2 separate regions of the Mus musculus genome follow, and region 1 is linked to region 2. The links are chromatin contacts, found by Hi-C or POLR2A ChIA-PET in ENCODE. All regions are on one chromosome and are shown on one strand. The core of a region is the stretch at or near the end of the contact, and the rest is flanking DNA. Distances in the headings are between cores, read along the strand shown.

Region 1 (4,470 bases), core at 162-2,661, 40 kb before region 2:
GGGAAATGGCCATTTTAACACAAACACTGACAGGGGGATAAATTCATTTTCTTCCAGTAATGTTGTACAATTTCATCTTAGGCTTTTGAGATAGGGTCTTACTACATGGCCTTAGATTTCCTGGAGCTTGCTACAAAGAACAAGCTGACCTCAATGTTGTATAATTTTAAGTTCTTTTCATGCATTAACTATCACAAAAATCATGAAATAGGTGTTGGGAAAAATTTGGAATCCTATACCTGAGAGAATAAATTCCTAAAAAATGAAGTAACTTAACCAACTTTGCTGGTCAGTAAGAAATATAGACTTCTGGAGTGTGATGTCAGAATATCCCTGTAACACCCATCACCCATCAGGTGCTTCATTGTGTACATGGCTCAATCTGATATTCCTCATGATACAGGCTTCCTAAAATGTATGTATTTTGGAGTCCAAGAAGGCTGTTTTTGTAATAATCATTTTGCTGATTCCAGACTCTCTCTGTATGACATGAAATATTCTTGCTAGCAAAATTATAAATAATGACAGCCATTTATAACTAAGGTTTTGATGTGCTTAAATATAGTTCGTCTAAGCCTCCGGGATGGTATTGGCTCACAGTCAGCACACATACATGCCAGCCTTCATTACCTTTCTACTCTGCTGTACCCTCCCCTCCCCTCCCCTCCCCTCCCCTCCACTCCCCCCTCCCCTCCCCTCTCTCCTCCTCCCCTCTCCTCTCAGCTTCAATGTGTTCCCTGGCACTGCTCTGCCACCCAGAAACTTTGGTTGTCACCTACGCTAATAAGGGTTATCACTATGGAGTCCTGGTATTGGACCTATACTTAGATATACTAGATGCCCTGAGCCTGTAGCTGGGCATCACTCCCCTGGCATTCTCCTCATGACCAGCTCCTGAGGAAATGGGACCTGCGAGATCCAGGTCCTCGTCAGGATCTACTGACTGTTCATGTTGTCTGTTGAATTACAGACCCTCCCTAGGCTGCTACATTTGTAAAAATCAGGATGCGAGGAAGCAATCTTAAACGCTCCCTCTACTCTCGAAACTTCTGTCTAAAAATAGATCTCTCTAAAAATTTAAGGCGTGAGTTTAAAATAAAGCTCCTGAATTTCAGAGGAGTGTTGGACTGCTTCCATGACGACTCCTGGCTTACAGAATGTGTTTTGTAATCTGTTCTTTGGCTTTATCAGTATATCTTTAAAATTAGTTTTAAGAGCTCATAGAGAGAGCCTGGATCCCTTGTACCATCTAATGAACATACTGACGAAGAACTGGACCATCCAAATTGGGAGATAGTATCTGAGATGAGTGTTGGTTGTTAGGATTCACCTTTAGCCTCACATGCACAATTCTGACCTCAAGTGCAGCCACAGTACGAGGAAGGATCCTGCCCTTGAAGATGCATGATAGAATATGTGAGTCAATAGGGCACATTTGACCTAGTGTAGTAGTGGTACAGGATAAGCCATAGCTACCACACCACACTCACCATGCTCCATAGTAGAGAGGACTGGGGTTAGAGCTGAATTACCCTCTCGGGGTAATGACCAGACTGATGCCAAGCACAGAAAATAACACATCTTTCAGGCTAACACAAATCTGATAGCATCTGTAACTAGGTTCCTCCAAGTGGCCGTGGTAAAACCACTGTTCATTTGCTATTGCGTAAAATCCATGTTACAGTTTCTAAGTCATGATCTTGTTCTCTTCAAGAAAACACCACAGGGATTGAAACTTTTGAGATAAGATTTGAATGCCTTTATTTCCCATTTTCTGAATCAAATTGTATGTTCATCTACGTTACATTCCTCCCCCATGTTGAATGATTTTTCTCTGTTCCCAATTACCCCTTGCAGAACTAACTAGCCATTTGAAAGTTGCCCAATATTATATATCAAACAGATTATTAATTTCATTTTCAACTGAATGCACTTATTACTGCAGTACTCATGATACAATCCTAGCATACATGCACTCTGCAGCCATGTCTTAGTTTGGAGTCTATTGCTGTAATGTCCAAGACCAACATGGGTTTCTTTTACATACACATCCCAGGTCACAGTCCATCACTGAGGGAAGTCACACAGGAACGCAAAGCCATGCTGTCTAGCTTGCTCAACCTGCCTTCTTAACCAATGCCACCTGTCCAGGAGTAGCTCCGACCCCAGTGGGGTTCTATTCTCCTTAGCAATCAAGAAAATGCCACACAGACTTGCCAACGGACAATGTGACAGGGCTATTTTCTCAGCCGAGCTTCCCCTTTTCCCATTTGACTGTAGCCCAGGCACATTATAATGATGATCCTTCTAGTTCTCCTATAAACTCCTGCTAGATATCACCTACACTGTGGCCTCTGTCAAGACAAGGCTATCTCTTGCACACTACCCACTGGGGCAGACCCCTTCATACTGTGCGGACATAACTTACTAGTTAGTTCTACTGCTTGGAGACCAATTGCTGGAGCTATTCAGAATAGGATTCCCTTCTACCACTCTCATTGAACCATCTCTCTCCCCACTAGATCAGAAGTTTTGTGACAAGAGCAAAATAGTGGCAGTAAACAAAGTGAGAGTACCACCCCATGGCTGTGTACAGTGAGCAGAGTGGGCACTTAGTATATATAGATCTAGGCATTAATACACGTGCCAGCCCTTTACTTCAGGCCACCCTAGCAACTGAAGATAGAAATCTCTATCATGCTGCTTTCAGATCAGTGTGCAAGGATTGTGTGGGATATGAAGCATGCATGAGGAGAAAGTTCAAAACACTTGGAAGGAGTTATATAAAACACTCCTAACTCCCCAGGAGCACATTCAGTCAGCTAGACAGACACTTACACTCATACATTGTTCTTTGCAAATTTCCCATAAAGCAAAAGCAGTTGGAGATATTTATTCTGAAATATAATCTGCTTTATCAAAGCATCCTGGCTATTTCATCAAAATAGATTTATGTTTGTTGCTCTCGCCTATGTTATGAAAGGAGTCCACGTTGCACACAGTAACCTTCGAGGAGTGTTTTGCTAAAGTTGGATCCATATGAATTTTTAAATAAAGACTTAACAAAATCCACAATGTGCATTTTTAACTGTCAGCCTGCTTCTCAGAACCGCACATAAAACAGAGAACACATATTTCAAACCAGTTACGTAAGGAAATATTTGTAGAATGTAATTTTCATAATTAGTTTTTAGTGAATTAAGAATTGTTTCTGGGGTAATGTTACTTTTATAATTAAGAGCTTTCTGGACAAAGAGTCTTTTAAAATTCATAACTGTGTAAATTATTCATATTTTATTTTGATATCTAATCACAGTAACATACTTCACTATGAATGACCTGAGATAATATTACCATTTGTTCATGCGTGCCCTGTTTATGAACAGTTTACCTCTTGAAATACCACACACGATTTGGCTCTTGTAAAATAATGATATTTTCACTCTGTTATTGATTCTTCTGTTCAGCAAAATAGTTATGACATATCACAATGAATTAATAAAGATGAACAGCGTAAAAAATAAAGCCTCTGGTTAAACAATTTCCCTTCTGGAAAGGTATTTGAGGAAATACTTGTTACAAAGATAATAGACAAGCATATAAATAAATTTCAAAGAGGAACATTAAAAAGATATGTCAACCATATGAGAAATTACCAACTCCTCTCCTTTGAACTTTCTTTTTCTTAACAGTCTCTCCTCGGCATGAATACTCATAAACTTGGCACACAGAAAACTAAGCTATGTATAGATTTGTATACACACACACACACATGTGTGGAGGGACTATTTGTGTGTCTTTGTATGGGAATATAGGTAGGATTCTAGCATCAACTTCTAGTTCTTTCTTCCTTTGTCTCTGTTAAAATATCACTTTATTTTATCTGGCACACAATAATTATACATACTTACAGTGTTTACTAGACATTATGATATACATATAAATTGTGTGGTTATTTAAATTGAGCTCACTATGCCTTCAGCTCACATGTGTACCATTCCTTCATGGTGAGAATCATCCAAACCTACCCTTGTCAGCAATTGCAGAACACATAATCCATTTGTAACTATGGCTACCATGTTGAGTAATGGACCCCCAAGGCTTGCTGCTCCTGTCTAACTGGCATGCCCTATCCTTTCACCGGCTTCTCCCTCTCCCTCTCTACCCGCCAGTCGGATGGCCACAAGCCATGTATTTCATCTCACCTTTCGTTTTGGTCAAAGGCTCTACCATCATTCTGACCTATTTCCTGAAATTTTAAAGTAGAGTATTAAGTTTAACAAACATTTTCAAGTATCGGTAATATTACTGGGATTTCTCACCAGAGGGACACAGAAATGAAACAGATGTGGCCCTCGCTTTGACAAGTTCAGCAAATGATTGGGGAACCATCACAGCTGGAAATGCTGTTAAAGTCATCCTGAGGCATTCTTCCAACCTCTCCTTAAAGGGATACTGTTATTTTTATTT
Region 2 (4,211 bases), core at 1,664-4,163:
TTTACCTTACCCTATAATTAGTAAGCATGCAGTTAGATCAATAGGTAAAAAAATAATGCCAAAAACTTACCCTGCTTTGGTTGCCTAATGAACCCAATTGAAAGCAAATGCTTGTTAACAAAAGCATTCTAACACCTAATTATCCATTTACAACAACAACAAAAAAAGTTTCATTAAGTATTGATCTTCTCTTAGGGATGTTTAAAAAAAAAGTACTTCATTACAAAAATAAAAGCTAGATTGGGTTTTTAAAATCTTTTCACTAAATAAGAAATTGAAACCTAGAATTAGACCGAAGCAAACGTCAGATGTATTCACATAGGATCTGAGGCCTTGGCAGAGATGAGCCCATCAATCCATAACCTGCCCCCCCACCAAGGCTCGCCTTAGCATGTTTGAAAATTCTTCATCTGTCGCTATAAAAGCTTCATAAAACTGTTACCACACTGGAACATAGAATCTAGGGGTAATATAACTCTCGTGGTCTGTGATAATATTTGGCTTCAGAGTAAGCAGACTTGCTTCCTTTGAAGTGAAAGCCATTTCGTGTGTTCACCCTGCTCTTGAGGTCTATTTCCAGCTATTTAGTTTCCAAAGAAATAAAAACATATAACCACAAAAAAAACGTTTGCATGAATGTTCATAGGAGCAATATTTATTAGCTTTAAAAAACAGAAATGATTCGGAAAAGAGGCTAAGCCTGTAGGGCAAGATGGTGGCATGTGTACCACTGTGTTCCCTCTTGACTGCTGGCTCCTGCCCAAGTCTTGGGCAGTCCTGAGACAAGTTCAAAGTTCTGTTTCCAGGAGCTATCCAATGCCAAACCTGACTGGCTGAAAGTTGGGCTGACCTTGGGCACGGATTTCTGTGAATTTATCTCCTCAAAATAACCAAAGCATCCAAACGTGATTTGGAGTATAAGAGATGAAACAGATCGGAATAAACATTGGATATATTACTGTAGTCTTCATGTCATGAGAGTGGTCTTCCCATCCTTTGAGTTGTGGATAGGGGAGGAGAGTTATATGTGAATATGTATCCAGTTAGGACAATGTATGCATTTTACATCATTAAGGACATAAAAGTAATTAAGTTCTTCAAAAAAATAGGAACAACTTGAATATCAACCAACTAATGAAAGAGGGACTATACTACAATGTTTATTGTGAATACAAAAGGGTTGTTGAAAACCGTTCCCTATGGGGAAATTCTGAAGGCATCTGCTAAGTAAAAGGAAGCTAGCCATGAAAAACCATGCAGTGTGTCTTATCACTAACGTAGACTTGGCAAAGACACACAGAAAACACAGACTAGTGATGGCTGTCAGACCCTGGCATGAATGGATATATTTCCTGAGCACTCTCTAGGATGATGATAATGTCCTAAAAAGTGGTAGAGACGGGGGTTTCCTGGTGTTATAGATGTACTAAATGCTGACCAAGAACCATGTACTTAAAAATAGTTCATTGTATGTTATAACAATTTCCCCTCAATGGGAGAATAAAGTTTGGGGAAAAACATCCCCACTTTCTGAATTTGTTCATTGTCTCTATCTCCACTACACACACTGAATCTAAGCTACTCTCTCCTGTTCCTTACCTGAGTCACTGACACTCACACAAATGGAATAAGTGCTTAGATCCACCACCCCCCCATAACAAATACTCTATGAAGCAGCCAAAAGGACCTTTCAACTCAAAACAGGCCACCCTCCTTGTTTCCTTACTTGAAACAGAGCCCACTCTAACTCAGCTCTACAGGACAAGATGGTAAGCCTTCTTTTTGGTATACCTCTTGTTCCCTGCCCTCTGCCCTGCCCTTAATGATACTGAGCTGCACCCTGCTGAAGTGGAAGTTTCTGGATATGTCAGGCGATACAGACAAGTGGTGCTTTGCTAAGGCAAGACCCATAGGAAGACATGTGATTTTTGGAGAGAGTATAAATAGGACTCAATGGACAGTGCTAGGGAGCTTACATAACTAGCTTTGCAATGCCTCTTTGGTCTTGCATCTCTGCTGATCTTCACTTACTTGAAAGAGGCCTAGCTGTTTCTGCTGGATCGCGCCACCACTGCTGGCTGTGGATTCATGTTTGGTATCCTGCCACTACTGAACAAGACTGCTGGTATCCTGACAACGGAGACTGGAATTGCCCCCAAAGAGCTACATCTAAACAGGTCAACACCTCCTTGTCCTATTTACTGTCTTTTCTCTCCTACCGTTAGACAGTGGGCTACAAGGGGGTCGAAGCATTTGAGAACCCTTATTAAAAGTAGGTTTTAAAGAAACTCTAAGCCTACACCCTACTGTGGGGACTTTGGGTTACCTGTCCCCCATCATTTCTGAGCTGTCTTGCTGTAGTACAGTGCTCAGTTTACACCTCAGTAATGAGGTCTCTAAACTTCCTTATAAAAGAAAACCCATAAACACTCTTTCTCGGGATACCCCACAGCACATCTTGACAAGCTGTATTTACACGTCCATCCCCACCCCACCTCCCATCCCTAGAAGGCAGGTTTTATAGTTTCTAATCCCAGTCCTGTCACTTCCAAAATAACATATTTTATCTATACATAATTTGTAGGGTTGTGTGGTTTAAAAATAGCATTTATTGAAAAATACTCAAAATCTTCAGTGCAAGCTAACAGGCTGTCTGTCACATTTGCTAGGTACCATTACTAATTATTTTAGATCCCTTTGATGTAATCTGGCAAATTGTCATAGTTAATATTGTTATCTGTTTTCTGTCATTTTGATGGCATCTGTGCCGTGTATTTTGTGCTTAAGGGCAGCTATGTCCATCTGATTCATAAACCATCTAAATAGCAAAGGCTCACTGCATTGCCTGCCTACCTTCTCAGTGAGCGAGCAGCTTCTGTTGCTTTCCTTATGTTCTCCCTTCAGTCCCTTGCCAAGGACATCCTCCTACGAGGGATCTGCAAGCAGTCTTTTCCATATAGTCACCCTTACACACCAGCAAAGGGACATCACAGGACAGTCTGCATAGCTTCCCAACATTTAAGCAAGACTGTCTCCATAGGCTTTATTTTTAAACATGACTACAAACCTTGAAGAAAATGTGAAGTAGAAATTTCTGGTTTCTTTGGAGACTCGGGTGTGTCATGTGATATTTGTCTTGTGAGAGGCTGTTTGGCTGAAGCGGGAACACGAGAGGGCATGGGATGTTTTGCTGGAGCATACACTTGAGAGGGTGCACGATGTTTGGAAAGAGTATCAATGGAACCCCACAAACAGTGAGAGGATGCCTTGCTCTGCAACTGGAAGGCTCCATTGGTCTTTGCTGATCTTCAGTTGTCATGATTTCGTAGAGAGAAATGTACCAAAGAACTTCTTGTGGTATCCTGGCTGCTTCTTGTAGCTTCCACTGGCTCATGCCAATTTGTCAGAGCTTCAAGGTTCCTTCTGGGTCAAGCCACTGCTACTTACTCATGCTTGGTGTTTGCTATTAGACTGGACTACTGATATCCTGACAAAGAAGACTGGAATCACTCCAAAGAACTACTTCTAAGTGGGTCCACAACCCCATTGTCCTATAAATATCTTTCTCCCTTACCTTTGCTTGATGGGCTAGAATGGAGATTGAAGTGTTAAAGAGCCCTAAATAAAGTAGGCTTTGAAAACTCTAAGCCTACACAAATGCTCTACCAAATAGATTTAATAATATCATAGAGATTTTTATCTGTTACACTAAAACCTTTGGGTCTCATAAAGGCCTCAACTTCAGATTTTGAGTGTTTACATATTATTTCATACTCTGCATCCAGTGGGATATAGAAAGATTAGTGGTTGAGACAGACCCAGGTCTGAACAGTCTCTTGCTTTTTCTCTATGGAATTTAGTTAAGATGTTTAACAGATGGCTGCTTCTCTGGCTGCCGAGACCAATCATGGTGTTTCTCATCTGCAGAATCAGGAAGGGTGAGGTGGGTTGGAAGATCATTTAAAACAAAAGCAAGAATCCCTATCCATGTAAAGATGCCCGTCTCTTTCCCTTTCACCTTCATGTTGTCTGAAGTGCAAATTGTCAAGGCTAATCATGATCACTAAGAATAGCTGAAAAACTACACTCCAAGTAGACATTTTTGCTCACTATACTGAGTAGTAAATTCTAAACCCATTGTTTCCCTGTTATTTTACTTCGTTTCTTTTTTTTTTAATTAATAAAATGATTGAAATTAGAGGATGTGAGAC

What was found. A loop is a pair of places that touch in the nucleus more often than their neighbours do. ChIA-PET counts read pairs that join two places held with the same protein, here RNA polymerase II (POLR2A).
Region 1: a loop to region 2 is called in a map of left cerebral cortex, with 2.3 times the contacts of the local background. The contact joins two enhancer-like sites. A Hi-C loop is called at or near these places in 1 of 37 maps with a recorded cell type or tissue (left cerebral cortex). POLR2A ChIA-PET finds 5 or more read pairs at or near these places in 1 of 5 experiments (embryonic stem cell).

What each region holds. Positions count from the first base shown.
Region 1 is chr15:95,019,099-95,023,568 of GRCm38, reverse strand. The region is part of intron 6 of Tmem117 (transmembrane protein 117); the gene reads right to left. All of the region lies in intron 1 of Gm30953 (a long non-coding RNA gene), which reads left to right. Among named protein-coding and RNA genes, the nearest start is that of Gm30953, 18 kb to the left of the region's middle. Within about 2 kb of position 1,411, at least 1 of the 3 ENCODE cell types and tissues checked has a DNase peak (open chromatin) inside an H3K27ac peak, as active enhancers do; it is left cerebral cortex, where a contact is called at or near this core.
Region 2 is chr15:94,980,715-94,984,925 of GRCm38, reverse strand. The region is part of intron 5 of Tmem117 (transmembrane protein 117); the gene reads right to left. Among named protein-coding and RNA genes, the nearest start is that of Gm23129, 4.3 kb to the left of the region's middle. Within about 2 kb of position 2,913, at least 1 of the 3 ENCODE cell types and tissues checked has a DNase peak (open chromatin) inside an H3K27ac peak, as active enhancers do; it is left cerebral cortex, where a contact is called at or near this core.